Linked DNA regions of Homo sapiens: all the other regions are linked to region 2. Evidence: chromatin loops called from intact Hi-C (ENCODE). Cell type or tissue: mammary epithelial cell. All regions are shown on one strand. Links, peaks and the distances in the headings refer to the core of each region. The heading gives the core; the rest is flanking DNA.

Region 1 (4,000 bases), core at 1-4,000, 480 kb after region 2:
AGCATACATTTTGTGGAGCTGCTCATCCCAGGCTGGCAAGACCCTGGAACTGAGGATCTCAGGTACCCTGCGCATCTCCTTCACTTCGCCCTACTCCCAGCCCTGTCTAGTCAAATGGGTATAGACCTTGCATTTTTTTCAAATATTTGCCTTTAATTGTCCTGGTTCTCCAGTTCAACTGCCCTACTTCTCTCCTACTCATTCTTTAAAACTGAATTCAAATGTTACCTTCTTTTGAAAGCCCTCCACGGCTGTTGTAGCTGACTGCTACCTCACCCTCTGCAGAATTCCTCCTCACACTTACGTGGAGCTCCCTTGAGGCACATTAAACTCTTTATTTTGTTTCTTTATTTTATTTTATTTTATTTTTATTTATTGAGGCAGAGTACCACTCTGTTGCCCAGGCTGGAGTACAATGGTGGAGGTTGCAGCAAGCAACCTGGGTTCAAGCGATTCTCCTGCCTCAGCCTCCCGAGTAGCTGGGACTACAGGCATGCGCCACCACGCCCAGCTAATTTTTGTATTTTTAGTAAAGATGGGGTTTCATTCTGTTGGCCAGGCTGGTCTCAAACTCGTGACCTCAAGTGATCTGCCCACTTGGCTTCCCAAAGCGCTGGGATTATAGGCATGAGCCACCATGCTTGGCCTCTTTGCCATGTTCCCTATTACTTATACATTTACCTGTGACAGGCTGTTAGTTTCCTGCTCTGCTGTATACCTTCCCTTTCACTTTGGTAACGAAACCTTGATAGATAGATGGATACATCTACTTAGCTAAAAGACTATATTTTAAGCCTCTCTTGAAGCTAGGAGTGGCCATATGATTAACTAAATCTTGGCCACGCAGTTATAATGAAGTATAGATTTCCTCAAAAATCTCAGTGTAAGGTAAAGGGTATACCCTTCTCATTCCACTTTCTATTTCTTCATGTATGGAAAGTGGATGTGATGGCTGGACTTCCAGCAGCCATTTTAAATCACAAGTTCAATGTCCTCACTCTAGGCAGGTGGAGAGGAAAGCTGGAAGATCCTGGAACACTAACAATACTGGGAGTCTTTAACAAGCTCTAGACTGCCTCCCTCCAAACTTCTTTTAAAAGGAAGAGAAATAAACCAGCATCATTGAAACCACTGTTACTTTTTGCTTTCTGACATGTGCACCCAAACTTAATTCTAATTAATATAAAATTTGATACCAAAAGAGAGCTACTGCATTAGCTAAAATGTAGGATTCACTTAAAGGAGGTGTCTGAGTGACATAGAAAAGGTAAAACTATGATTGCATCTGTGAATAATCACTGCATTCTAGCCTGAGCAACATAGCAATACATCATCTCTTGGAGGGGGGGAAAATAAAACTCTTGCAGACTAGGGAACTGGTGATCCTAGTAAAAACAGTGACTAGCAGAACATTCAAAGGTGCCAACCAAGCCTGTGGCATTAGTGAAAATAGTATGAAAGTTTTAGAAGGGTGGTGTGTTTTGGCAAGTTCTGATACTTTCAACAAAATCCTACACAAAAGAGATAAACCTAGGCTAGAGCTAGTCAGTCTGCCAGCAGAGTGGAAGGAAATACAATTTTGCTAAGATGCCACAGCCAGCAGCTAGGTTAACAAGTCTAATGTGGAACATTTTCAGGCTGAAAAAGCTGACTACATCCTTACTTCAAAGTGAAACTATTATGAGCCACAGCCAGAGGCAAGAGCACAAGCCACCTTGTGGTTGTGCTATATTGTGGTTGATATATCTTATATCTTATAAGATATAAGACCATGACCCCACACCTTGTTCAAGCCTTCCCTTCAGGAATTTTCTATAGAACAAGGAAGCAGCAAATTTGCAAAGATCCCCATGCCTATTTTTCAAATCATCTCAAGTTAATTTGGGGGAAGAGAAGTTGGCAAAGCACAAAGGCCCGTATGTAATAAACTAGAGACTCTAGGCTCAAAAATTATATGAAAACAGGACCTCTGGTTCTGGTTATTCACATACAGGATGGAACAACAGCAAGAAGACTGGAAGCCCCTCAGATTTTTAGGGAACTGTGTTGCCAATGAAACCCCAAGCCTGGCATCATGATGTTGCAATCCCTAAAACAATCCAAGTCTCCAAACTTACACCAAAAAGAGGTGGGTGTGAATGCAGACCCCAAGAACAGTGTACTTTATAATGCTCACCTTGGAAAGATCACAGAGGAGAGGGGGCCAGAAAGAGTGTCTGAGAAGGTAAAACCAATGGCCAACAAGGACAACAGCCATGATAATAACTCCACTGCCTAGGCTGGAGTCTTCACTGTTCTGGCTCAGCATCATTTAAAAGTTGCTATGGCCCTCAAATCTTCTATTTTTCTCCTTTTCTGCATGGATACTGATATGGTTTGGCTGTGTCCCTACCCATATCTCATCTTGAATTGTAGCTCCCACAATTCCCACATGTTGTGGGAGGGACCCAGTGGGAGATAATTGATTCATAGGGGCGGTTTCCCTCATACTGTTGTGAATAAGAATAAGTCTCATGAGATCTGATGGTTTTATAAGGAGAAACCCCTTTTGCTTGGCTCTCATTCTGTCTCTTGCCTGCCACCATGTAAGGCGTGCCTTTTGCCTTCCACCTTCTACCATGATGTGAGGCCTCCCCAACCACGTGGAACTCTGAATCCGTTAAAGCTCTTTTTCCTTATAAATTACCCAGTCTTGGGCATGTCTTTATCAACACCATTAAAGCTCTTTTTCCTTATAAATTACCCAGCCTTGGGCAGGTCTTTATCAGCAGCATGAGAACAGGCTAATACAGATACTATATTGCAGTCACTATGTTCCTACTGCACCACTGAATATTGGTGCGATGGGCAGATAATTTTTTGCCAGACCATGATGATCCACACTGGGCACACTGGGATCTGACAGAGCCAAATGCACAACATGCAAAGATCTTTAACCTTGAGCTGGAGATTCTAACTGCATTGCACTTTGGGGTGTGTGCATTGGGAAGGGTGAAGGGTCTTGTGTGACAGGAAAGATGAAGTGAATATTTGGGGAATCAGTGGAGCAGGCTGGAGGAGACTGATAGTTTCTTACTCACTCTTTTTTTTTGTAGCAGAACCCTGAGGTTTTTTTTAACTGGGCATATTACCTATTGAATAAGCAGTGGAAAAACACTTGATTTTTTTTTTTAACACTAGTTAAGTGCAGTAGTGAGAAGTGGGGAAAGAATAGAACAAGGAAGTCGATCTGTCACTGACTGGGAACAATCAATTGAGGTAACTCACTACCTTATGGACCAGCCACAGTTGAAAATTTTGATTAGAATAATGCTTTAGGAAGATGACTCCAGCAACAGCAGATAGTCTTCATTAAAGGAGGGAGAGACTAAAAGGACAGATTCCGGATAGAAGGCTGTTGCAACATTCGAAGAAGAAGGAATGAGACCTAAACAAAGCTGGACACAAAATGAAAAGGGCTATGGGGACAGAGACTTGCAAAGTTGATGCTGCTCGATTTGGTGCAGAGGAAAGGAAAATACAAAATATGACTCCATGATCCCATTTAAATGTCCAGTGAGTGGTCATGTCACAGAAACAGGGAAACAAAATGAAGAGCAAGACCAAACCAACCAAAATAAGCTCTGGTGTGAATACACTAAGTGTGAGCTGTTGGCAAGACACCCAGTTGGATTCTGACACGTATTTAAGAGTCATTGAGGACAGAGACGTAGACTGCAGACTGGAAAATTATCTGCCAAGGATAATAATTATAAGAGAGACGTCGAAAGGATCATCATGAGAAAGTTGTTAGAAAGAGTAGAAGGCCAAGAACTGCTTACCAAGATTGAAAAATGTATTTTCAGAAGTTATTTCTTGTTTGGCCAGTCAAGTCTGGAAGAGTGGTTCTCAAAGTGTGGTCCCTAGATCTATAGCCTCAGCATTATATGGTGTTACAGACTGAATTTTGTCCCCCTCAAAATTTATATGTTGAAGTCCTAACTGCCAGTACTTCAGAATA
Region 2 (4,000 bases), core at 1-4,000:
ATGACTTTTCCTTTCACTTGAACACTTAGGGTTACTAACTGGCCTAATTTCAATATTGTTGTGTCTCAAGGAATAGGGGGGCTCAAGAAGAGGGAGTAAGATGGGGTAGCAGCTGGTCAGTGATGCAGTCACAACACACACAACATTTATCCATTAAGTTTGCCGTCTTGGGTACAGTTCATCGAACCCAAAACAATTACAGTAGAAACATCAAAGGTCACTGATCACAGATCACCATACAAAATATAATAATAATTTAAAAGTTTGAAATATTGTGACAATTACCCAAGTATCACACAAAGATGCAAAGTGAGCACATGCTCTTGGGAAAATGGCGCCAGTAAACTTGCCTGACATAGGATTGCCACAAAACTTGAATTTGTAAACACACACACACACACACACACACACACACACACACACACAGACAATATCTTCGAAATGCAATAAAGTGAAGTGCAGGAAAATAAGATATGCCTGTATATGCAAAAATGGTGTTAAGTTTTTTTTAGCAGTTTACTCTATTGGGTTATCTAAATCAAAAACTGCTAACAACTGTATCTTGTCTATCCCTTGTACCTATAATAGATTTCTTTTAAACCTAAACATGCCATGTTGTATGTGTGGTTGGAGCTGTCCCTTAATGATGGCTTTGCTTGGAAGTAGTGTGTTCCCTATCACTGAAAGTGTTGAGGCACAGGCTGGAAATACAGGACAGAATCATTATTCTGAGGTTGCACATACTTTTTCAAGTCTAAGAAATAATTATTCTATATTCATTTTCTTGATTTGGGCCCATTATTCTAATAAATTGAAATGACTTGAAAGTTCTCCCTACCCACTTTGCTTTCATTATTTTTGCTGTCTGTTTCAGCTTCTTCATCTGTGCCAGGTAATTGATGAATGTATTGAATGGGATGCGTTCAAGGAAAAAACCCTAAGACATGATCCGAGAGGCCTCCATTCAGATAGGTCTTAATTCTTTAAACAGTAGCCAGAATCCACCTAGCTCTCCTGTTTCCAGCTCACATTTCTCTGCCTCACAGTTAAATCTAAATGTCCTTGTGAAATACCTGCCCAAAACCAAGATATGTCAAATCCATTCATCCACTTAGCAGAGAGATAGTTACTATGTGCAGTCATGGCTTCCTTGAACTATTATCAGTCAAATAACATTATTTTTAGAAAGAAAAAAAGTGAAATTTGGTTGATTTTTCTGTAACTAGTTCAAAATGAGCCCATCCTGACTTCTGATTTATAATTATGTATAAGATTTTGTAACAGTGTTCAAAATGAAATCAAAACTATTTCTATAGGGAATCAGGTTGGTTTGCATGCTCTTAGTAAACATCTTCTTAGCCTTACCTTTGCTTCAGGCATATTGAGTAAGTTACTTGTGTGTGACCAACAATTAATTTGGAATTTGGGATTATACCAGTTGACTTACGAGAGCCATGCACGCTATGGGAGGGGAGTAAGTATCAGTGAGAAACTTGCTTTGAGAAAGTTAATTTTGCCTTTAATGCTTCATCTTTTTGTACCATATAAGTACCTGATCAGTCATCTTTTTATTTACAACTTAGTAACTTAAACATATTTGTAGGTATTTGAAAGAGGTACATTTTCTAGATATTAGCAAAGAATTTAGAATAGAAAAAGAAATGCTGAGGAGTGCCTTTCTAAATTAAAAATAAGTATATTTTCATGAGTGTACAGTTTAGATAATAACACGAAGATGTGACCAAGTATTTTTGAATGAGTTTATTAATGCCTGCTTGTGCTTAATCATTTAAGGCATGTCAAAAAAAGGAAAAAATATATCTCAGCCATCACATACACATTATTGTCAGCAGGTTAATTATTTATATCCACTGTCTAAATTGTGGGTCTCTGTACATGAAGCAGTTTACAGAGTATTTAAATAAATATGCATATTCACAAATAAATATTAGTACTTAAATGAGTATGCATTGCCATTTAAATTAATATGGTCATTTAAATATGTGCTATACAAAACAATTATGCACTATGGATTCCCTCACGTTAAGAGTTCTATTGCTTATTAACTGATTTGCATTTGAATTTTAGAAGAAAATAATTTTGTGAATTTGGTTTTGCCTTTTAGAATTCTCACTATTTTCTAAAAAATAAATGCTCTAGTAATTTCTACAATGCAGTAAAAGCAAGTAACATTCAGGCATCAGTGATTCCTACAGCCACTAGATGGTGCACCAGAACCAGATGTTGGGTCTAGTCTAGAAGAGGGTCTGAAGAGAAACTAGAACTCTAACAGTATGTATGACATGACATTAAAATGGAACAATGACACTGACATTATCAGTGTTCTGCAGAATATTACAATTTAATGATGAATTTTTTAAAAGGCAAAATAAAGATAAAATCAAATTTTTTTTGCAAAGGAATTACAATATGTAAAAATAGTCTGTTCAAATGAATCTGGAAATATTTTCTATCCCCAATTGACATACTGTTCTCTGATAAATTTGTGAGGCCCAGTAGGTAATCCTGTATAATATTCATTTTAATTCATATGAAAGCCATACACCTCTAACCTTAAAAATTAGTAAACTTAAGGTAGTCACATTTCTTAGGAATTATTCATATCTGAATTTTGTACATTAAGGAAGTTTATTCATATAGACACTTAAAAATATTAAGCAATTCTGATTTAATGGTTTCCAGAGTATGATCTTCCCTACCTTTATGAAACCACACATTATTTAATAATTTTTCTCTTGATGAATGAAGTCTCTGTAATTAATATCAAATACTATTACATGTTTATTCCATTAATTATATTTGATTACATATTTGGAATGCACACACACATATGTACACACGCCCCTCCACACATAGCGATCCTAAATGATTGCAGATTCTGTCTTTTCTCACTTTCTTACTTGCCTCATCATTTCTTGCTGCTATTCCAGTATTTCTTGCTTCTAATTTGAATCTTCATCTTCATTTACTGGATGAGATTCTGAAGTGGTTTGAGGATATTCCTACAAAGAAAATCAGGGGCTTTGTGACAGCTGTGCATCCTGGTGGCCTTTTGTTCGCAGGTGCTTGTGGTTGCTAGATCTTAACTTCAGACGAGTGAGTGCTGCTGTTCATGACTTCACATCTGTATTCATTAATTAAATAGCTCATTCCACATAAAGCTCCATTTCAGACCCCCCCATCTAGGTTCCTTGTTAGATAAAGCATAGTGCTTAGTGATGCCAAGATAATAAATCATTTAAGAGCACACTGACATTTTTCAAGGAAAAATCCTCTCCCCGTAAGTTGTTTGTAAGTCCTGATCAAATAGCTCATGAATATGAGCTATATTGGTAACTGCTGAGACATTAGAAAATATAATAGAAATATCACCAAACTTGAAGTCCAGAGACAAAAGTTTCAATCTCTTTGGCCCCTAACTTGTTAGTGAACTTAGACAAACTACTTGTGTGAATCTCAGGTTTTCTTTTTTACCTTTGAACACAAACATACCTCTTCGAGTGCTTTACATATACTCATCACACATGTAAATCCCTGGAAAGGAGCAAGGTTAGGGCACGTGGACATGGGCAGGTATTAGGAAAGCAGTAGAGCCAGGATTGAAACTCTGGTTTCTCTCGAGCCTATGCTTTTCCTTATATCTGGTCTCAGACTAGTTTGCTGATAACCTACGAGTCTTCTCTCTTCACTGGAACCGTGCTCCTATGCATGTCTACCCAGCAGTACCTACCTGTTCAGCATCAGCCCTTCAGGGACGGTAAAGTAATGAGAGAGCAAGAGACTTTAATCTGTTTTTAAGGCTTTAATTAACATAGAGTGGTCTTTCTCCATAGTCTACTAAAATTTTGTTAGAAGCCAGTGAGAAGATGTGGACCAAAAGCATTAATCATTAAATAAAATTAAATAGGCTGCTCTTGAGTGCTTGTTTGGCACACAGCTCTTTGAATGTAATGGGTGCTGTGTACAAATGAAGACAGCA
Region 3 (4,504 bases), core at 192-4,191, 240 kb after region 2:
ACACTGTGCAGAGAGCAGCTGTCAGTCTGGGCATTTATATTTTAGCAATCCTCTTGGACAAGACTTTTAAACTACAACCAAGATGCAGGTGGCAGGATGCAGGAGACATGGCCTTCAGGGGAAATTTACTCTGCAATTTCTCAGCAGGGCTGGACTCTACTCAGTAATTATTCCAGCTCTGGGGAAATCCTAGATCTTGACAATTCTCCAGGAAAAGGAGGTGGGTGGAGCAACAATGCTCTTCCGCCCCCAGAAATGCCTGGTAACTTGGAATCATTGGAGAGTGCCCAGCTTGTTCTGGGAAAGAACATATATCCTAGCTAGAGTTAGTTCTTCCACTAGCAGTAAGACAGCCCTTCCCCTATCTTAGCCACGTCAGCAGTTTCCAAAAATCTGTCTTGGGAAGACAATAGTGCTAGTGCCACAGCTACCCATATAGCACCTTTATACAAACACACAAAAGGCACCCCTCTGGGCCAGTGTAGCCTCACCTCAGGGTGTATGGCCCAGTGAGCATGGTGCACACGGGATTTTAGCCCCAGCCTGCTACCTTCTCCACTGGGTGCCCTTGTGTGAGGCACAGCCTACAGGTACAGTAGCTCTGACTTATACTCTTCACTTGCTGTTCTCATTCAAATATTATAAACAAAACAGCAACCATCGGGTGTTTCAGGCTTAATATTTGCAATCTTCAGCAACACCTTGATAACAGTCCATTAAGTGAGATCTGCTGATAGTAAGCCCCCTGATTAAACCTTTGGCTTCCCAGTTTGCCATATCCTGTCTGCTTCAGACACATCATTACCCAGGTTATAAGCTGATGTGTCCAAGATAAAGCCTGACTTTAAGATGACTCTCACAGTGGTTTATTTGTAAGACACGTCAGAAAATTTCAAATTATTTTAAGCCTGTCTTGCATGACTTCATGTTGCAATCCTTACCTGTTATAATCTTCAAGTCATGAAATAACTTTGCAAAAGAATTGTTCATGTACTGTAACACAATTCTAGAGAATTTCTCCTGAGGTTCGTCGAGGTTACAAGAAATTTTTTAAAAAGGGTGGCAGCACTATGCTGAAAATATGTTCCCTTTTAGCTAAGCCACCAACATAAACCATATGTCACTCGTTTCTCTGTGGAAGAAGTGTCCTTTGCAAGGGCAGCCTTGAAGGCACAGGGAGCACAGACGGTCTCTCTCCTCACAGGAGAGAAAAGAGTACCAGGTTGCTGACTAGAAAGGGTTAAACAAGCAGTGGAGAAATGGAAACAGATAAGAACGATTCTTGTCATTTCTTTGCTGCATCCTTGCCTAGCACTGTGCCTAGGACAGAATAGGTGCTCAATGAATGTTTACTACATGATTAATTAATCATCGATTACCATTGCACAATGACCTTGGGACATATGCCACCATCCAGACTCAGTTTATTTATATGTGGAAAATCAATCCAGGGTTTTTAGCTCAGTTTTGGTTCATGCCTTGAGAGACCAAGATTACTGGCTTAATTTTACACATTCCAAAATGGATTCTATTTTTCTCACTTTTAGACACAGTGAACATGACTATGATCACGTGTGCGTCAACTGCATAAGCATATCCTGACAGGTTTGAAAAAATAATAGCTATTTAATTTACAAAGAATGTTGCTATTATTAAGGACATGTCAGTTCCAATGGATTAGGGCAGATCATCACATTTTACAAACTGCCAACATGTAGTGACACTTTCCTCTATAGGATGAGTTTCATCAGATTGAAGTGCTGGTTTCTGGTTTATAATTCAATCCATTTCGCTGACTCACAGAGGGTGGAGTAAAATGACAACGTCCTTTGGTCCTTCAGTCAGAGTTTTTCTTATTACTGGGTGATTATGCATTTATCTTCTTACCACATGAGGTGCTGTGTAAAACCATGGTCAATAATTACCACCCTGAAACTGACTTTTATGTACCCTAGAACTGCCCTCACATAAACACGTTGGATCAGAGAAAACAAATGAAACATAAGACTGTCATTAAACCAAGAAAGTTTGGAGGGACAGGAAGAAAGAAAAATACCATGGCTGTGCCAGCACAAACGTTGCCCAACAAGAGACTTCAATAGCCAGCCACCTTCACTGTCAGGTACATTATGCACAGCTACAGTTACTGCCTGTTGTAAAGGGAAGAAAACACTGGCCAGATACAGCATAACAAAGCTTGCATTGTACACACAAGTATATAGGATATAAATATGGAAAACCAAATGCTATCTCTGTTGAAAGAAAATAGGAGGCCTTTAGTGCGGGCAACTGTCTGAACCGGGAAATTAGGTTTAGACTTAAACCTTCCTCTCTCTCCCACACTCCTACTTTTTGAGGAGTTGGTGTTCTCTGATACTTTTGGCCAAATGTGTACAGACAGCTGTTGAAGTGTGATAAGGGATTTATGCCCTTCTAGAGTAGGCATAAAGGACTCCAGAGAACCTGGGGTTGTGTGACAGTTCAGAAACTACCAGTAGATACAATGACAATGAAATTATAAACTCCCTGTAGTGCTTTTTATGTTTAATATATGTTCCTTTCTAGCTAAGCCCATTTAAAATTAGGAACAATAGACCTTTGCCAAACGCTTTGGTAGTACTGCCTCTGTGTGCTGTGCCAATGACAGCCCTTACCTCCTCCCTAAAAGCAAAAACAGTCCAGACGTTGACAGTCATCACTTCCTCCCTTTTCTTCATGGTTTATGCCCTAAATGTACATCCTTATATACAATAGTACAGTATTTATTTAAAATACTTAAAAATAAATGTCTTTGAGGGCTCTCAAATTACAGCTTCCCCCCTCCCCCTTTTTTGCTTTTTGCAATTTGAAGAAATTGAGTGATTTGGCCTGTGAAGTTTCCTGTAGACTGGATTTTGGTGATGTAATCCCTCTAAGGTAATTCCAGCTTTTTTTTTCCTGGTCTCTAATTTTCTGAGGCTTGATTCTATTTAGGTTTATTCTTTTTTTTTCCGAAATAAGTTTATGGGTGGCAATGTGTTTTTGCATTGGGAGGCACTTAAAAAAAATTAGGGGCCAGGCGTGGTGGCTCACACCTGTAATCCCAGCACTTTGGGAGTCCAAGGCAGGTGGATCTTCTGAGGTTGGGGGTTCAAGACCAGCCTGACCAACATGGAGAAACCCCGTCTCTACTAAAAATATGAAAATAGCCAGGAGTGGTGGCACGTGCCTGTAATCCCAGCTACTCAGGAAGGCTGAGGCAGGAGAATCGCTTGAACCGGGGAGGCGGAGGTTGCAGTGAGACAAAGTTGCGCGCCACTGCACTTCAGCCTGGGCAACAAGAGCGAAACTCCGTCTCAAAAAAAAAAAAAAAAAAAAAATTAAAAACAGTTTAATTTAGGAAAGATTGATTTTTAATAGATTTCCCATTTAATATTTGAATAAACAAAGTGCAGTTGGCCCTCTGTATCCATGGGTTCCACATCTATGGATTCAGTTTGCTGTGGATTAAGAATATTCAGAAAAAAAAAAAAGAAAATAACAATAATAAAAACAATGCAAATGAAAACATACAGTATAACAACTATTTACTTAGCATCTACATTGTATTATAAATAATCATAAGTAATCAAGTATCATACGTAATCTAGAGATGATTTAAAGTATATGGGAGGATGTGCATAGCTTATATGCAAATACTGCACTCCATTTTATATATGTGACTTGAGCATCCACAGATTTTGGTATCTATGGTGGGGTGGGGAGTGCCCGGGAACAAATTCCCTACAGGCACTAAGGGATGACAGTATAGCCAATTCTTGAGTATCTGTGTCAATAAAGGAAAATGGTAGCATACTGATGGAAAAGAAAAACAATCAATGAATCCTGAATATTTCTCCTTGAAAAGTGTTTCTGTATTTACATTTTACTGTAGGTATGCCTCAATCCTGGAGATTTGAAATATTTAAACAAATTAATGAAGCCCTAATTCTGGAGAAGGTGGAGGACAAGCCATCTCCCCCATTCCATTAGCTGCACAACTCCTCCCCACCCCTCACTTTGTGCAAAAAACTGACAGTGTTGACAGTCAACACTGCACAGCATGGATAATGAAAACATGGCACATATACACAATGGAATACTATTTAGCCATAAAAAGAATGGAATCCTGTCTTTTACGGCAACATAGATGAACCTGGAGCCATATTATGCCAAGTGAAATAAGCCAGGCAGAGAAAGACAAATACCACATGATCTCACTCATATGTGGAATCTAAAAAGGTGTTCTTATAGAAGTAAGAGTAAAATAATGGTTACCAAAGGATGGGGAGGGAAGTGGAAAAGCCGGATAGAGAAAGATTGGGTGCAAAACTCAGGTCAGATATAAGTTTTGCTGTTCTATTGCATAGTAGGATGATGACTGGAATTAACAGTAATGTTGTTATGGATTTTAAAATAGCTAGAAGAGAGGTTTTAAAATGTTCTTATCACGAAGGAATGATAAATATTTAAGGTGATGGATATG
Region 4 (4,504 bases), core at 290-4,289, 870 kb after region 2:
TCCATGGAAGAACTTAAAACATTATACAGATACCTGGTAAGATATGAACAAAAGAAGTTTGTTTGTTTGCTTAAGCACTAATGAGGACATACACTTTTAAAATGATGACTGGAACCTCTGTACACTAGTTAAATTCACCATTGTAATACAATACATATACTCAACTAACCTTTGTAAATAGATTCAAGATTCAAAGTTGTTTAATATCACTCTAAGATTCTACATAAATTTCAAGTTTATATCATTAAAGTTTCTTCTTGAGTACTTTTGGAAGATAAATTGTGGTCAAGATGGTTTTTATTGATTCGGCAGGAAAATAAAATCACTAAAGCAATACTAATTGTTGCACTTAAAAGCATCTTTTCAATCTCTTTTTCTCTACTGCCTACCCCCTTTCAAACAATTGTAAAGCTATTTCAATTTCCAGATTCTGTACTGCATCAAGAGCATCATGAATACCTCTATTATCTTTTGTAGAGCACCACTCAGAATAGCTCTGTGTTTACAGTTAACAAGACCACCTTAAATAAAGGTAGTTTTACTTTATGGAAAAACTTAATCAGCTGAATTTATCTCCCTTTACCTTATTATCTCATAACCTAATTAGGAAACATAAGCTAGCCATCTTATGCAGAAATTTAGACAGAAAAGAATGGCATGTAGACCCTCTACGTCTGTATTACGTCATTTAAGAAAACTGGTTAAATGCTATGGAGATAAACACTTAAGAATATATATTTTGTATTAGTATCTTCTAATGATAAATAATCCCATAATATTATCAGATGACTTTTATATAATGGTGATTTTCCTTAAACTGTCAACATAACAGATGAAAATATTTTCTTCAAGTATTCTACATAGGCACAAGGTACCAAAATAACTCATCTACATCTATAATTTATAATGTACTTTTTGCATATATTATTTCATTTAGACCTCACGGGCCACCCTAAAAAGTATTATTAGTTAGTTATTATTATTTTTTGAGACAGGGTCTCACTCCATTTGCCCAGGGTGGAGTGCAAATGGCATGATCTTGGCTCAGTGCAGCCTTGACCTCCCAGGCTCAGGTGATCCTCCCACCTCAGCCTCCTTAATAGGACTACAGGCCTGTGCCACCACGCCTGGCTAATTTTTTTTGTATTTTCACTAGAGACGGGGTTCTGCCATGTTGCCCAGGCTGGTCTCGAACTCCTAGACTTAAGCAATCCATCTGCCTCAGTCTCCCAAAGTGTTGGTATTACAGGTGTTAGCCACCACACCTAGCCTATTAGCCCATTTTATAAAAGAAGAAATTAAACTTCAGGGATATTAAGTGACTTATCTGCTGAGCTAGTAAGTGGTAGAACCAGGATCAAGTTCAGTCTTTTGATCCAAATCTCTTTCATAATATACTCCCACTCACAGAATGTCTTATTTCCAAATGCATAAGAGGGTCCATAACATTTCTGTCACATAATACCTACTAAGCAAGAAGTTATTTATATAATACATCTCAGCACTGTAGTACCTTTCACTCATTTCCTACAGCTCCAAAGTGGAATTTTAAGTAACTAGAAAATACAGAAAAGACAAAAAAGCTTAATTCACAAACTGGACCAAAGCATACATACATATTATAATTTCAACTACAGTATGTTTGATGTATCTAAATATCCAAGTTCTCTCTTCATTTATAATTGCCCTTTTCTTAAGTCTTTATATCTTCTACTCTCTTTCTTTTCTCTCAATACTTTAACTTCAAGAACTAGTGGAATGACTGCAGGTCAGATACCAAGATTGGACAGAGTAAGTTCCATGTGCCTTTTCCATATTAAAGAAGAGAAAAGAAAAAGTATCCTTTTAATATCCTCCAATGTATAGACAACAAATTAAAGGCAAAATATATTTCATTAATCATCATTTCAGTTTCTTTAGAAAATGTTTATTGGGGCCGGGCATGGTGGCTCACGCCTGTAATCCCAGCACTTTGGGAGGCCGAGGCAGGCAGACTACCTGAGGTCAGGAGTTTGAGAACAGCCTGGCCAACAGATGGTGAAACCCCATCCGTACTAAAAATATGAAAATTAGCCGGGCGTGGTGGCGCGAACCTGTAATCCCAGCTACTCAGAAGGCTGAGACAGGAGAATCGCTTGGACTCGGGAGGTGGAGGTTGCAGTGAGCTGAGATCACGCCACTGCACTCCAGTCTGGGTGACAGAGCAAGACTCCGTCAAAAAAAAAAAAAAAAAAAGTTTATTGGGGGAGAGATAAGGAGACCAAATATAAATATGCAAGTGTAAGTACTTCATCCATTTCAACTTATTGTAACAGCACACTTTGATAAAATACTAGTAATTAACATAATTACACATCTCAGGCCAAAGCAAAAGATTAATTTACCTAAACACACACACACAACCTTAAATGTGTAAACTTATTATGAATTTCATGTTTTATAACAGGAAATATTAAAATTCTTTCTTTAGCCATTTTAAGTTCTAAGATTTCAAAAGAAGTAATTTATAATTTACTTTTTACTGTGTGGAAGATTAGTATGATACAAGCTCTAACTACAGTTAAATCTGCCATAATGAAGAAACTATGATCCCCAAAGATTACATAAAACATAGAGTTGGATTACTGTGAGATTAAAATGATAAAGGCAAGCCTGTACACCTAGCTAGTTAGGTGTCCTGTGAAATTCAAATTCATCTGGGCTCAGGCTGCAATTTGGCACCACCTGGTGGCAATTGTCCACTCTAGCCTCAGTATACATCCAATCAATTCTGAGCCCTGTGGCTGGCTGGGGCATCCACAGGGCAGCCCCAATCCCAGGAATCCCCTGGTTAGGTAGTGTCCATTTTGATGTGGATAGGGGGTCAGAAGAACACTGGAGACAAGGAGACAAGGACATCTGCTTTCAGTTTTCCTACTTCCAGAAACGGCTCTGTTGGTTGTTTCCCCACACAGCCTTACCTACCAACCTACCCCTACCAACCACATTTATGTTACAATGGGATAAACTTTAAAGATTTTTTTTTAAAAAACAGCAAAAACCTAAAAAATGAGGAAATTTTCAAGATGATTACATACCAAAGTTTATATGGCTATGTGGATTGCTTAGGAATAACCATAGGAAGTTCCCATATATTTTAAAGTTATTATATCAGTCAACAAAAGCCTATTAAATCCACAACAGAATTGAACCACAGAACCAACAGTACTTATTTGTAAAATAGTAATAATACTATCTATACCACAGGCCTCTCTAATTCCCAGATCTTTCTCTTGAGGTTCAGATTCTTCTACAGTCAACTCTTTTATTTGTAGATGCCACAGACACTTCAAGTGAAACAACTAAATTTATCATGTTTTCCTATTAAAGCTTTGTATTTTCTAATGTTTTAAAAACTATATCACTATTTATGCAGCTGTTTAATTCAGAAACCTTGCTGACATCCTTAACGAGTTCTCATCCAACCAATCCAATCTAGTCACTGAGTCCTGTCGGCTCTGTCTCCTAAATACTTTTCCAACCTGGCCCATTTCTCTCATCTTTACTGATACTAATCCAGTTCCATTATCACCTCTCATCTGGATAATGGAAATAACCTCTAAAAGTAGACCCTCTCTGTCTAACAGGCTTATGCCATTCCAATCTATTCTCTACATTACAGTGATCTTTTGATATAAAATCAGATCAATTCATGCCTCTTCTTAAAATCTTTCAATTGTTCCCCACAGGTCTTACATAATGGTCCAAATGCATTCTTTGGGCCCATTTCCTGCTTCTGTTTCATCTCTTTTAACTCCCTGCCTCTCAGTCTATCCTTCAGCCATACCGAATTAGTTTGTTCAAAAAGCTTCATTTTGTCCTTTTTGTCCTACTTTCAGGCTTTTATATATGCTATATATTCATTCCCCCAATTTCCTTTCCTTCCTTAGTTCATAGTGTTAATGCAAACTAAATATGGCCTTAAGAAGGACTCCGTACTTCTATATTTGAGTCCGTATTGACAAACTGCAACCTAACTTAATAGGCAGACAAGATAGAAAACCTAACTTGGGGGTATGTGCCTGTAACAACAGCTGAGTCTGGGCCAACCCCAGCAGCCATACTTCAACCATTCATACACTGCTGAGTGTTCAAATAAGTTAAACACCAACCTATAACAAATCCAGCTGTTTCTGTATCTCACTTCTGATTTCTGTATGCCACTTTACTTTTTTTGTCTATAAATTTGTTCTGACCATGAGGGACCCCTGGAGTCTCTCTGAATCTGCTGTGATTCTGGAAGCTGCCTGATTTGCGAATTGTTCATTGCTCAATTAAACTTTAAATTTAATGTGTCTGAAGTTTTACTTTTAATAGTAGTTTTAGTCAAAAGGGGCAGTTCTTCATTTATGAAGTCTTCCCCAATTCCTCCCAAGGCTAGGTTAGATACACAGGTGGTCTCATCTTTTATCCTATCATTTTGTCCATCATCATCATACTTATGATAATTGTTTCTCTATTTGTC
Region 5 (4,504 bases), core at 220-4,219, 370 kb after region 2:
ATCAACAGATGAATGGACAAGAAAAATGTGATTATCTACATACAGTCTTCAAAGGGAATGGAATTCTGGCACATGCTATAATATGGATGAACTTTGAAAACATTACATGAAATGAAATAACGAGACACAAAAGGGCAAATGTTGCATGATTACACTTATAGCAGGCACCCAGAACAGTAAAATTAATAGAGTTTTTTTTTAAAAAAGAGAGGTTATCAGGTGCTGGGGGTAAAGGGGAATGGGAAGCTATCATTTAGTGGGGACAGTTTCTATTTGAGATGATGAAAAAGTTCCAGAACTGGATCACGGTAATGGTTGTGCACAACATTGTGAATGTACTTAACGTTGCTGAATTGCACACTTAAAAATAGTTACATTGCTGGATTTAATATTATGTATATCTTACAACAATTTTAAAAATTAAATATATAAAGAAGTGCAATGCAATTTATTCAAAATGAAGTAAAATGCCACGTACATAAATAATTTCTTCATTTGTTGCATAGAGAAAGGACCTGGGAAGCAAGTTGGAGAAGCTCAGGCTACAGATATTCTAGCCTGAGGCTGTGGACTGTGTAAGGCCAAATCACCGCTTCAGAAGATCAGTCAAAACCACAACAATGGCACATTAAAAAAAAGTAATAATTTGATTGAGTAAATATTTTACTCTTCAGGCAATTGTCTTAAATGTACAGCTTAAGAACTGAGAAATTTGGCCGGGTGCAGTGGCTCATGCCTGTAATACAAGCACTTTGGGAGGCTGAGGCTGGTGGATCACTTGAGTCCAGAAGTTCAAGACCAGCCTGGGTGCCATGGTGAAACCCCATCTCTACCAAAATACAAAAATTATCTGGGCATGGTAGTGCATGCCTGTAGTCCTAACTACTTGGAAGGCTGAGGCAGGAAGATCACTTAGCCCAGGAGGCAGAGGTTGCAATGGGCCAAAATTGCACCACTGCATTCCAGCCTGGACAACAGAGGGAGACCCCATCTCAAAAGAAATGAAGAAGAATTGAGAAATTTATGCTCTTACTCTGAGACACGGCCAATTACTCCACCTTTATGCTTTTCCCTCACAGTGACTCAGTTAGCGAACACTGTAGTTGATTTATTAAACTATTTTATTTTTGTCACTTATAGGTACAAATACAACCTCCTAAGTCAATATACAAATATATTTTGCAGAAAAGTATCAGACCATAGATCCATAGTTACTAGCTACACCACCTCCCTAGAGCCTCAGTTTCCAAATCTGTAAGATGGGGATACATATGCTGATACAACAGAATCAACCTAAGAAGGAAGTAATGGGAAAATACCACCTCTGACACATTAGGAGGACCCTAAAATTTTATTATTACATGAAGGAGTGAATATAAATAAAGCAACTAAGAGAAAATAGGGAAAGACAAATGTCAGAACTTTCTTCAGGCAACTGTATTCAACATGTCATCAACACAAGATTTCATATGATCTGTGGAAGCTTTTACACAAAATGGGTGTGGAGATTTACAAGATTGAGCCTGAAAATAACTGATGCGCTCAGACATCCTGTATGTTGTACTAATTCTAAAATAATCAAAGCAAAAATAAACAAAATGACACCCGTAAGATATACAGACAAGATGATACAGGAGAAACCATACATAATTGGATAATAACTGCCATGACTATGAAGAGCATGCAATTGTGAATCATAAAACACTTGTTTGCTGTGGTTTTTTTTTTTTTTTGGTCCCTTTCATGGAAAAAAAGAAAGTTTGTTTTTCTTCAAAATAAAAACACTGGTTTGTAGGTTTGAATTGATTTTTTTTTTTTTTTTTTTTTTTTTTGCTTTTTGTAAAAAGGTCAGAGTGACTATTAACCCAAGTATAAAACAATAATAGTTTCCGGCATGGGAAATTTGATTTTTAAACAGAAGGAAACAAAAAAAGACCACCTTGAATCACTGAAGACAAAATAAAGAAAACAGTACATGCTTCCAACTTGCATGTTATAAAGAATTTTGATCACTTTGGAATTAGCGCTGGAGAAAACATTATGTGAATGTTTGTTTTCCTGACACTTTAAAAGTTATTTCTTATTTCCAAATAAGAAAGGAACATACTTCCCCAGAAAAAAAATTTTAAATAGAAAGTTAAATGATCTTTGGATTGTTGAACAGGAACTTGACTAAACTCTGCTGGTTCTCTAATTTAAACTACATGAAACTTAAGGTTGCATAATGGTAATGATAACATGAGCAGTGCCAGAGAAACAATATTTTGCTTGGATCCATGGCAATGTCACAGTCGTCACACGTATGGAACAAGCCTCTGGAACATTAGGTCATGTTTACCTCATCAGGTAAAATTCAGGAAGGATAACTGCAGATCGTTGTAGTCTGGGAGTTAATGAATTTATTTTAAACTCACTTCTCACCCTTCTAAATAATAAATGTAGTCCTGAGCTCTAAATTACATTTTCTCAAGAATCCATGTTTTCTTTAATTTTAATATATTTGCAGTGATGAATCATGTCAGTTATTCTGAAATGATGAAATAGCTTCATTTTCTCTATATAATCGTCATCTACCTTGATGACTCTGGAGGAACTAAATGTTTCTTGTTTAATTTCTACAAGACTTCTTCATAAAAATCAGTTCACCCATATCTGCTTAAGATAAATATTAAAAGATAATATCTGCTTAGTTCAGAAAGTACAAATACCATCAGGTTCAACAATATTATTTAGATTGCTAAAATTGTAATTCTGTTAACCTATTTAAAAAGAAATATAGATCTATTTTTTAGATGTCAGCTTTTAAGAGAAAAACTCTTTCCTTAAAGTCAGTTAGTTTAAGCCACCCCTTTGTTTTAAAAGAAGTTGGAAGACTTCATATATATATATATGCATATATATATACACACACACATATATATGTATGTGTCTATATACAGCTTTGTCATTAACTAAATGAAGATAAAATGTGAAAAGAAAAATACTTGCAGTATAATTATATTGTTGAGGCAATTCTTATAGTGAAACAGAACCAGGTAATTGTAGAGTTTAGAAAGGGAATCATTCACATTCTCAGACAGTGATGCTTCTCTGATTAGGATACATGCCATAAATCTTTCTCATTCACTAAATTTCTTAATGGATATCTTAATGAAGATAGCTCCACATACCGGTCTCAGGTTAAGTCAGAGGAAGAACTGTAACAGTGATAATAGCTTGCATGTACACAACTGCTACTTTTTCTGTAGTAGAAAATCCAAATTATTCCATTTATGTGGGCTTGAAGTGACGGTAGCACTGAATAATATTGAGGGGAGGAATGACTTCTTAGTAAGTACAAAGATTCTAGAGAAACTTCTATTCAAGCAATGGAGATCAGTAGTGTTCTGCCTCTTTTAAAAACTGAAAGGACAGACAGGAATTGATATAATAGCAGAAGACATTGTATTCCTTGGAAGAATGTTCTAGTGCAAAGTTTTCTGATGGAAGAGATTCTTAAGGCATGAAGTAGGTATGGACTCCTCTCCTCTCCAGTTGAAAAGACAGAATCTGTCAAGCTGGAATCATGGTTCTCAACCAGGACATTTGGGAACATCTGGAGGCCTTTTTGATGGTCACCACTGGGGTGAGGGTAGGGGGTCTTCTGGTATGTAGTGCATAGAGGAGGCCAAGGATGCCACTAAACATCCTATAAAGCACAAGACACTCCCCCAACATACACAGGAAAGATCACCCAGCCCTGCATGTCAATAGTGCTGAGGGTGATAAATTGTGAATCAGAATGATACACAACAAGGATAGGTAAACTTTTTCGGTAAGAGGCCAGATAACAAATCTCTTAGGCTTTGCTGCCACATAACCTCTGCTGCAATTACTCAACTTGGCCTTTGTAACACAAAGTAACCATAGACAATAGTGAACAGGCATGGCTGTGTACCAGTGAAATTTTATTTACAAATACAGGTGGCAGAACCCCATTGGCCCTCTTGCGTTAGTGTGCTGTCTCCCGATAGAAGTCATTTCTACCCTTAGAGATTCCTCAAATTCTTATTTCTCGAATTGGAAAGAATTCCAGTTGGCACAATGACCCTTTGATAGAAGTCTAACTGTAGGAATTACATCCAAGATGAGACAGGATCTCTAGTTTGCAGCAGGAAAATGGAATCTGTAGAATGACACAAATTTTTTAAAAGTTACTCTCGTCTTTGAAAAGAAATACTTTTTTAACTAAGATTTTGCAAAACAGATTTAAAGATTGACGAGCTGGTCAAAAAACAAAAACAAAACAAACAAACAAAAAACAGAAAACAGACAAATGAACAAACCAGGGTACATAAAAACACACTAGTTTTCTAAACCAGAGATGCTTATTTTCTAGCACATGGTGCCATAGAGAGTTGACAAATAGATTCATGGGGTTTATAAACTTGCTGAAACTGAACAGAAAATGGTGTGTGTGTGCGCGTGCATCCTCATATATATGATATTCTTGATCTTCTAAAAA
Region 6 (4,504 bases), core at 208-4,207, 630 kb after region 2:
CACCATGCCTGGCTTTTCTTCACTTTTTTTAAACTAACGCTTTTCTTTTAGTAGTTGTAGATTTACTGAAGTATTGCAGATAATAGAATTCCTCTAACCCCATTCCCAGTTTCCCAGGGGGAAACAGCTTACATTAGTATGATATTAACAGCTTACATTAGTATGATACATTTGTCACAATCAATGAATTAATATGGACACATTACAGCCGAAAAGGGCATGGTGGCTCACACCTATAATCCCAGGATTTTAGGAGGGGAAGGTGGGTAGATCACTTGAGGTCAGGAGTTTGAGACCAGCCTGGCCAACATGGTATAAAACCCTGTCTCTACAAAAAATACAAAACTTGCCGGGCGCAGTAGCTCACTCCTGTAATCCCAGTACTTTGGGAGGCTGAGGCGGGCAGATCATGAGGTCATGAGATCGAGACCATCCTGGCTAACACGGTGAAACCCCGTCTCTACTAAAAATACAAAAATTAGCTAGCTGTGGTGGCGGGCACCTGTAGTTCCAGCTACTCGGGAGGCTGAGGCAGGAGAATGGCGTGAACCCAGGAGGCGGAGCTTGCAGTGAGCCAAGATCGCGCCACTGCACTCCAGCCTGGGCGACAGAGCGAGACTCCATCTCAAAAAAAAAATAAATAAATACAAAAATTAGCCGGGTGGCACACACTTGTAATCCCAGCTACTTCGACGGGCAGGCAGGGAGGTGCTGAGGTGAAAGTATCACTTGAACCCAGGAGGCAGAGGTTGCAGTGAGCCAAGATCACGCCACTGCATTCCAGCCTGGGCTACAGAGCGAGACTCCATCTCAAAAAAAAAAAAAAAAAAGATACATTAGTGAAATTCTATACTTTATTCAAATTTCCTCCATTCTCCCCCAGTGCCCTCCTTCTGTGCTAGAATCCCATCCACATGCCACATGACATTGTATCGTCATGTCTCTTGACTTTGACAATCTGTCAGACTTTGTGTTTGATGGCCTGATAGTTTGAGGAATACTTATCAGGTATTTTGTAGAATATCCCTCAATTGCAGTTTGTCTGATGTGTTTCTCATGATCACGCTGGGGTACATGTTTTCAGAAGGAGAAGCAAAGTTCCATTTTCATCACATCATATCAAGGGTACACACTATCAGCGTGACTTATCACTGCTGAGGTGGACCTTGATCAACTGGTTGAGGTGGTGAGGGCAGACTTACCCACTGTAAAGCTACTCTTCCTCCTCTCCTCCTTTCCACAAGGTAATCTTTGGAAGGAAGTCACTATATGTAGCCCACACTGAAGAGTAGACAGTTTTCTTCCACTCTTTGAGGGTGAGGTATCTAAAAAACTTACTTGGAGTCATTCGGCACAGATCTCTCTCTTCTGTTTATGCAACCATTTATATCAGTACAGACAAAGGGATAGTTTATACTGTATTATAATGCAATCCTGCTTTACTTTGTTGCTGACATACCCCGATTATTGTAGGGTTCTTTTTTTTTTTTTGACAGGAAGTCTCACTCTTGTCCCCCAGGCTGGAGTGCAATGGCACAATCTTGGCTCACTGCAACCTCTGCCTCCTGGGTTCAAGCGATTCTCCTGCCTCAGCCTCCCGAGTAGCTGGGATTACAGACACCTGCCACCACGCCCGGCTACTTTTTGTATTTTTAGTAGAGACGGGGTTTCACCATGTTGGCCAGGCTAGTCTTGAACTCCTGACCTCAGGTGATCTGCCCGCCTCAGCCTCCCAAAGTGCTGGGATTACAGGCATGAGCCACCGCGCCCGGCCGGGTTTTTTCATCGCTTCCTATATTCCTTCTGATATACCACTTTCTCACACTACAGGATGCTCCGGACTTGCATGTTTCCCACTCCAATCTTAGAATCAGCTGTTTCTCTAAGGAGCTCATTTTTTAAAAATTGGACAATGGTATTAGAAACCAAGATCTAGGAAACCGTCATTCTCAGCAAACTAACACAAGAACAGAAAACCAAACACCGCATGTTCTCACTCGTAAGTGGGAATTGAACAATGAGAACACATGGAGATAGGGAGGGGAACATCACACACTGGGGCCTGTCATGGGGTTGGGGGCTAGAGGACGGGTAGCATTAGAAGAAATACCTAATGTAGATGACGGGTTGATGGGTGCAGCAAACCACCACAGCACGTGTATACCTATGTAACAAACCTGCACATTCTGCACATGTACCCCAGAACTTAAAGCATAATTAAAAATAATAATAATAAACAAATAAAAACAAAACCTAGGCCTGGCGCAGTGGCTCACGCCTGTAATCCCAGTGCTTTGGGAGACCAAGGCTGGTGGATCACTTGAAGCCAGGAGTTTGAGACCAGCCTGGCCAACATGGTGAAATCCCATCACTACAAAAAACACAAAAATTAGCCGGGCATGGTGGCACGTGCCTGTAATCCCAGCTACTCAGAAGGCTGAAGCAGGACAATCCCTTGAACCCAAGGCAGAGGTTGCTGTGAGCCACGATTACGCCACTGCACTCCAGCCTGTGTGATAGTGTCAAAAAAAAAAAAAACACAAGATGTAGGTTCTAGGTGTACTTGTTGCTGCGGAATAAAACCAAATCCTAATGATTTTTTTAAGTGTTACACCAATTCTTCTTGTTTGCCTCTGATGACACAGCCTCCAGACTAGCACATGCAAGTTAACTCTCTATGGTGTTTTCAACTAAGGATGCTTAAGGTCTCGTGCATTACGTGGCCAGATAAGTATTCGTGAATTATGACTCCCTTTATGCTAATTTAAAAAATAAATCCCCCAGCTGGGCGCAGTGGCTCACGCCTGTAATCCTAGCACTTTGGGAGGCTGAGGTGGGTGGATCACGAGGTCAGTTCACAAGACCAGCCTGGCCAATATGGTGAAAGCCCACCTCTACTAAAAATACAAAAATTAGCCAGGCGTGGTGACGTGCGCCCGTAATCTCAACCACTCGGGATGCTGAGACAGGATAATCACTTGAACCTGGGAGGCAGAGGTTGCAGTGAGCCGATATTGCGCCACTGCACTCCAGCCTGGGTGACAGAGCGAGACTCCGTCTCAAAAAATAAATCCCCGTCTTATGTAGGTACGGGTTCAATGTGGCTCCTCTACAAATGTGTGGAATTGATTTCTCACTAACCGCCCTGATCAGACTCTTTATTGCAGGTAAAGAAGAAAAGCACCACATACATCTTTTAGGCACTTTTTATTTTCCAAAAAAAAAATTGTCGTTAATATATAAACATCTCATTCTCTCAAAAAATTCTACAACTATACAGCTGTTTGCTCCATTATTTGCATAGGAAATGACCACAATACAAAAATAAGAGGGAAAAAGAAGCAAAACAGCAACCGATTTCTGCTTTTCATGTAGGTGTGTTTCCACGTATAAACATTTTGAAGCCTCTTACAAAATTATTTACATCGTTTGTCATCTATTTACATCTTTTAAGAGCAACTTTTCTAACAAACAAAACTATAATTTATCAAGTTATGAAAATTGTCTTCTAAAAAAACTTACTATATTACCACAAAATAAATAAAGATAAACAATATTTTAAAAACAAAATTAAATTTTCATTTCAATTAAGACCCCTTTTGGCATTTTGCTTATTTATTCTGCCCTTTGGTTAACAGCATCAGCATCACATTACTATTTTATATTGCATATATGTAGCATTTGCTTCCTTAAGTTTTCAACATATCATTTATATTTAAAGGCAGACACTGAGTCAGTATTAATAGATTAACTAAACTGCACTGTAATTTAGATAAAATTACTGTGTCTCACTGTGTATTACATGCAAAATCCACATAAATTGTCATTTAACCAACAGTACTGCACGAGCGAACATCTCGATATATGAAAACTGCATCATCAATTCAACGTTTTGGTACTTGAAACTGCATCATAAATGCAACATTGTCATATGTGAAAACGACACCCTAAGTCCTTCTTTTTAAAAATGACATTGCGTTTAGCTTATTGTAAGAGGTTGAACTTTTGTATTTTGTAACTATCTTTAAGCTCTTCAGTTTATAATTCATATAAAATGCCTTTTGTATTTAAAATAATCCTATTTTAATCAGTGCATGAAATTTGCTTTTTTAAAGTTCATTTGAATGATTATTCCTTCCCTCTAAAGAAATGATTTTGGTAATGTTGAGAGGTACCTTACCACAAATCCTAACTGTAAGTGTATTCATGGTTATTTTCAAAAGAATTATGACTCTTCCCCAAAAGAATCCTAAAAAACTTGTAATAAACCTATAAAGCTGATTTGCATATTTACAAAATTTTGAATAGCAAATATAGGCAACTCATATATGTATATAATTTTTAAAAACCCACACATTTGTTCAATGGCTATTTGTGAATTGCCAGGTATACTGTATCTCTAAGGAATTACCTACTATTGAAAAAAACTACTCAATGCCAAGTAAAATCTTGACATACAATCCATTCTTCTTCTGGTGCCTGCCAACTGATTTGTTTACTGAAC
Region 7 (4,504 bases), core at 293-4,292, 160 kb after region 2:
TCTGTAGCCAGGAGAGACATAAAAACAGATATCCTGTTCTACCTACACCTGTCTCTTCTTCTGTGCCCCACAGGTTTGGAGGTCAACTGCAGTGAGGTCTCTATACCACAGAGTGGTGAGTCCCCAAGTCCCGGTGAACTTAGGAAATGGGCATTATCCTCTGGAAGACGTTTATAGAGGTGACTTTTTTGGTAAGTCCCTGGGACTCCTGTTGACATGGGAATTACTTTCTTCCCTCAGTTGTTGGCGTCTCACATGGCCATTCATCAGCTCAATACAAACAAGTCTTCACGGAGGTGGAGTTTCCTCCTCACCTGTTGCTAAACCAGGCAGCGTGGATTGGCATATTCACTGACTTCATGGCACGAAGGCCTACAAAAGCGGAACAACTTTTCACCAGTGCAAAAATGTTCCAAAAGATACTCTCTCTGTCCAATACACTTGTAAGTGCATTCTAGAATATAAAAAATAGAGAGAGATAAATGTTCTGTTGAAAGATAATCTCCCAAAATATAAGTTTTTATGTAAGACAGTGCTCTCAAGTCATAAATGGTAAATTCTTCTGAAAGTCACAGAGGAAATTACTCTTAAGACCTCTGTCTTGTTAAGTTATCATAGTAATAAAATCTCAACCTACTAAGGTAACTTTCTAAACATGTCAGAGCTTGAAAGTCTCTTGTAAACCTCTAAATACAAAGAAAACCTAAGTTTATTTATTGAAGTTCAAGCTGTAGAAATCTGACAGCTTTGAGGACTTTAAAAGATACTGAATCAACTGCTATAAAAGGAAAACAGTCTTGACAATTTTAATTCATATAGTATTACAACTGAAGAAACTATTTGATGATTTATGAAGGGCACATTTGCCGGCTGTGTTTTGGAGTTTTTGCATGAAAAGTGAATTTGTACTCAGACTGTTTGCATCTTCAAAGACCCATGAGCTTGGCTGTAGGGGCATGCAACATTAGGTTTGGAAATATATGAAATAAATATTGCTATGCCTTAAGAATGTGATTTAACTGTCAATTTGCTTTGATACGTAGGTTTAAAGTTTTGGGTTATTTTATATATGCTATTCATGTATATCTGTATTGGAGGCATCCACTCGCTGCTTTAGAAGCTCCTGGAGAGTAGAAATTGTCTCCATGTAGCTCTCAGCAATTAATAAACACTGAAGGCAACTGGGCTTTTAATTCTTTTTAATGCTTAGTTACTTAATTCAATATCTACTCCATTCTATTTGGTCTCAAGTGTATTGTGTGTGAACAGAATAAACAAAAGACTGAATGAATGAAGTCAGATGTAACTTAGACAAAGTTTCTGGAATGGCTCCTTAATAAAATCCTCTTCAAAGAATAGGATCCAAACAAAGAGAGGACACATGATTTCTGAAATTAAAATCACTGTCTAATTGGAGAAGATAAATGTACCCACGTGATTCATCCAGAGACTAATTACAAAGCAGCCTGTGAGCAAGTCTAAGATTGTTTAGTATACACTAAGTGTGCGGTTGCTAAACAGACGATGTGCAGATAAGCATCAGCTATGGGCAAGCGGTGGTCCCTGTCTTCTCCTGAACTCCTACCTTCTATTAATATTTCAACATTCCTCTTCCTTGGGAACTTATTCTCCAGGAGCTCAATCACTTTATGAACAAATATAAGAGAGACCTATGACACCCAAGATTTTCCCTTGTATTCCCTTTGAAACCAATATGTGTTTTGTTTCTTCTTGAACCAAACCATCAACTTTGCCATTATAACCTAATGGAGAGGGAAATTAGTTTAATGGGTCAGGTGATCTTTGAGTGTCTCTCAAATCATTGAATGCAATCAACTTTCTTTCCTGCCTGCTGGCTCCATCTGTAATCAGCAGAGATTTCTTGTACAGAGAAGAGTAAGGGGCACCTTCCTGAAAGAGCTGTGTTTGTATGCAAGGCACAGGAAAAACTGATGCTCTAACCTTCAGTGATGTGGTGAGGACTTGTCTTGGGCATAAAACTTAAGTCAGCACCAAATAACACAATAATCAGGATAGATAGTATTTTAATGCAATATTTTTAAGATAAAATATATGCAAAAATATTCATGATAAAAAATATCAAAGTTTTAAATAAAGACAGGATCAATACTACTGATTTTTTTCCTTTTGCCTTAAGCTCCAATATGACTTAGCATAGCAAGGTTACTAGTTCTATTTAAAAAAAAAATTAGTTTTGCTCATCGCGGATTTTCTTGCATTAATCTTAACTTTAAAAAATTTCGTTAAAATATTATTTGTCTTGATTATTGACATTTTTTATTGCCCCCTTAAGTTTTTCACCTGAGATAAGTGACTCATTCAGCTTACTTTTCCCCACTGATGATAAAGAGGAAAAGAGGGAAGATAAATTGCTATGGGGTACAAATGACGAATGTAGTTTCCAATAATGTCAGAATATTAAATTTGAGTTTTCCTGGAATGAAACAATGATTTAGAAAAAAGAAAGAAAGAAAATAATAGATCTGGGATATAGTGATATACCTGGGAATTCTCATAGCCACAAGAGGGCATCAATTAAAATTTTGAGAGAATATGCACTCCAAGAGAGTATGGAAGGAAAAAAACAGAGAACTAAGGACTTACCTGAGGAGTTACCAATAGTTCTAAATGACAGATCTTTCTCTATGGATTATTGTACCCAAAGCATATGACATTCTAGAACAGGAGTTCTTCAACTTGCACATGCATCAGAATCTCCTAGAGGGCTCGTTGAAGTGCAGATTGCGGAGCCCACACCCAGGATTTTATTTCAGTAGATTTGAGGTGGGGGCTGGCATGTCTAACAAGTTCCCAAGAGATACTGAGACTTCTTATTCATGGGCCACACCTTGAGAGCAAGCGGGCTAGAATAAATAGACTCTATAACACAGTGGTTTGTTCAAAAATTTATGTAGTAAAATACTCTATAGAGAAATCAAATTGTATCATTTCTTACTATAAACTCTTAAGGAAGAAACTAAAGTAATTCTTCCACCTCCCTTCCAAGACTAGACAGTAAGGGCAATAAAGAAAGAAAACTAGTTGGAGTAAGATAATAGAGAGTGGTGGAGATTGTCAACTGGAGATTACGTGTCCAGTCTAAAGGTATTGAAGTTTAATTAAAACAAAACAAATCACTATGTGAGACAAACAATTTCTGCCTTTAAAATTCTGGGCCCAACAAGAATATTAGACTGGATTGCCTGAGGCCAGGTGCAGTGGTGCGAACACTTTGGGAGGCTGAGACAGGAGCATGGTTTGAGGCCAGGAGTTTCAGGCCATTCTGGGCAACATAGTAAGACCCTGCCTCTACAAAATATTTAAAAATCAGCTGGGCATGGTGGTGAACACCTATAGTCCTAGCTACTCAGGAGGCTAAGGTGGGAGGATTGCTTGAGCCCAGGAGTTGGAGGTTACAGCGAGTTATGATCTTGCCACTGCACTCCAGCCTGGGTGACAGAGAAAGACCCCATCTCTAAAAATAAATTAAAAATAAAGAAATAAAAATAAACTGGATCACCTGAAAAAGAAAGGCTTTGGAGGCTTGCTGATTTAATATTTGGGAAGGGAACAACTAGGTTACTGGTAAATTGGTTTGACTCTTCAACTGAGGAGAAAAAGGGGCTTAGGGTGCACAAGTGACATAGGTCAGCGCCATTAAAATGCAGCCCCTTATTGCTGAGAGGACTAAGAACTGTGTCCTGTGACCTAGGAAGCTCTGATGAGGGTCTCCAAGTCACGTGTGGCTGGAAAAATTGGAACTGCCAGAGAGCAGTCCATCTGTGAACAAGCCATTGAAACATGGGCTGTGGCAGCCACAAGTAAACAGAGATTGAGGAATGATGCTGTTGTCCTCCATCATCCTGTACCCCCAAATCTTGAGGTCCTTAGCCCAAGGTAGATAATGAGGGTTCTGAAAATCACTAAGTTTGAAGTTCTCATCAATCTTGAAAAATAAAAAGCTCAATCTATATTTAATATAATTTAGCAAAATGGGGAAATGTGACATTTTTTGCATTCCAAGTGTTAGAGTAACCCATACTTTTTCAGTTAAAGAAGACAACTTGATAGCAGACCAGCCTAATCTGAAGTACTAGCTTGACAACTGTTAGTTTATAGAGTAATATATGGAACCCAATCTGTCTACCCCCCTACTCCAAGAATTTGCTGAGAAGACATCAGTTTCATTCCTGCTTCCTTTAGCACAAGGTGGTACAACCTGTTTTCCACACTGCAAAGGGTGAGTCAGCTGAGAATTATATAACAGTTTGGAGTATGCCAAGCAAGTTACCAAAAAGGGATACATCTCATGGTTAGGCATAGGTGCCTGAGTGGATCTCAGTGTAAATAAGCTTCCAAGCAGGCTGCCTGGGCTCCATTTTTAGCCTTAAAACCCATGGAACAGAGAGAGATTCATGGGATGATAAAATGTCCAATAAACTGAAATAATTCAGCAGAAGAAAGGGCTAAGAACCAGAGACAT

Evidence for each region. A loop is a pair of places that touch in the nucleus more often than their neighbours do. Peaks named below come from ENCODE experiments on the same cell type or tissue, not always from the same donor. Only the 100,000 strongest peaks of a DNase experiment are listed, where the experiment ranks them.
Region 1: a loop joins it to region 2, with 9 times the contacts of the local background. A loop is called at or near these places in 14 of 110 quality-filtered maps.
Region 3: it touches region 2 in a loop (3-fold over the local background); 2 of 110 quality-filtered maps call a loop at or near these places.
Region 4: it touches region 2 in a loop (14-fold over the local background); 35 of 110 quality-filtered maps call a loop at or near these places.
Region 5: it touches region 2 in a loop (14-fold over the local background); 7 of 110 quality-filtered maps call a loop at or near these places.
Region 6: a loop joins it to region 2, with 7 times the contacts of the local background. A loop is called at or near these places in 16 of 110 quality-filtered maps.
Region 7: a loop joins it to region 2, with 4 times the contacts of the local background. A loop is called at or near these places in 5 of 110 quality-filtered maps.

The regions. Positions count from the first base shown.
Region 1 is chr13:73,226,431-73,230,430 of GRCh38, reverse strand. It overlaps the pseudogene RNY1P8. Among named protein-coding and RNA genes, the nearest start is that of KLF5, 170 kb to the right of the region's middle. In mammary epithelial cell, for the core only: a CTCF peak has its summit at 1,711; no DNase peak of the experiment used is centred there; H3K27ac peaks cover 489 bases.
Region 2 is chr13:73,706,805-73,710,804 of GRCh38, reverse strand. All of the region lies in intron 7 of KLF12 (KLF transcription factor 12), which reads left to right. Among named protein-coding and RNA genes, the nearest start is that of LINC00393, 47 kb to the right of the region's middle. In mammary epithelial cell, for the core only: a CTCF peak has its summit at 2,228 (motif pointing right); a DNase peak (open chromatin) is centred at 2,234; H3K27ac peaks cover 844 bases.
Region 3 is chr13:73,463,101-73,467,604 of GRCh38, reverse strand. No RefSeq gene overlaps it. Among named protein-coding and RNA genes, the nearest start is that of LINC00392, 99 kb to the left of the region's middle. In mammary epithelial cell, for the core only: a CTCF peak has its summit at 1,887; DNase peaks (open chromatin) are centred at 864 and 1,824; H3K27ac peaks cover 2,858 bases.
Region 4 is chr13:72,838,256-72,842,759 of GRCh38, reverse strand. The region is part of intron 9 of PIBF1 (progesterone immunomodulatory binding factor 1); the gene reads right to left. Among named protein-coding and RNA genes, the nearest start is that of PIBF1, 58 kb to the right of the region's middle. In mammary epithelial cell, for the core only: a CTCF peak has its summit at 2,723 (motif pointing left); a DNase peak (open chromatin) is centred at 2,729; H3K27ac peaks cover 292 bases.
Region 5 is chr13:73,336,356-73,340,859 of GRCh38, reverse strand. No RefSeq gene overlaps it. Among named protein-coding and RNA genes, the nearest start is that of LINC00392, 230 kb to the left of the region's middle. In mammary epithelial cell, for the core only: no CTCF peak of the experiment used is centred there; DNase peaks (open chromatin) are centred at 2,279 and 3,789; H3K27ac peaks cover 2,336 bases.
Region 6 is chr13:73,076,227-73,080,730 of GRCh38, reverse strand. KLF5 (KLF transcription factor 5) reads right to left here. Exons shown (of 4, transcript NM_001730.5): 4 at 3,193-4,504. Among named protein-coding and RNA genes, the nearest start is that of KLF5, 19 kb to the right of the region's middle. RefSeq lists an enhancer at 4,391-4,504. In mammary epithelial cell, for the core only: no CTCF peak of the experiment used is centred there; no DNase peak of the experiment used is centred there.
Region 7 is chr13:73,542,411-73,546,914 of GRCh38, reverse strand. It overlaps LINC00393 (long intergenic non-protein coding RNA 393), which reads left to right. Exons shown (of 4, transcript NR_184171.1): 3 at 74-115; 4 at 241-1,014. Among named protein-coding and RNA genes, the nearest start is that of LINC00392, 20 kb to the left of the region's middle. In mammary epithelial cell, for the core only: a CTCF peak has its summit at 2,553 (motif pointing right); a DNase peak (open chromatin) is centred at 4,274.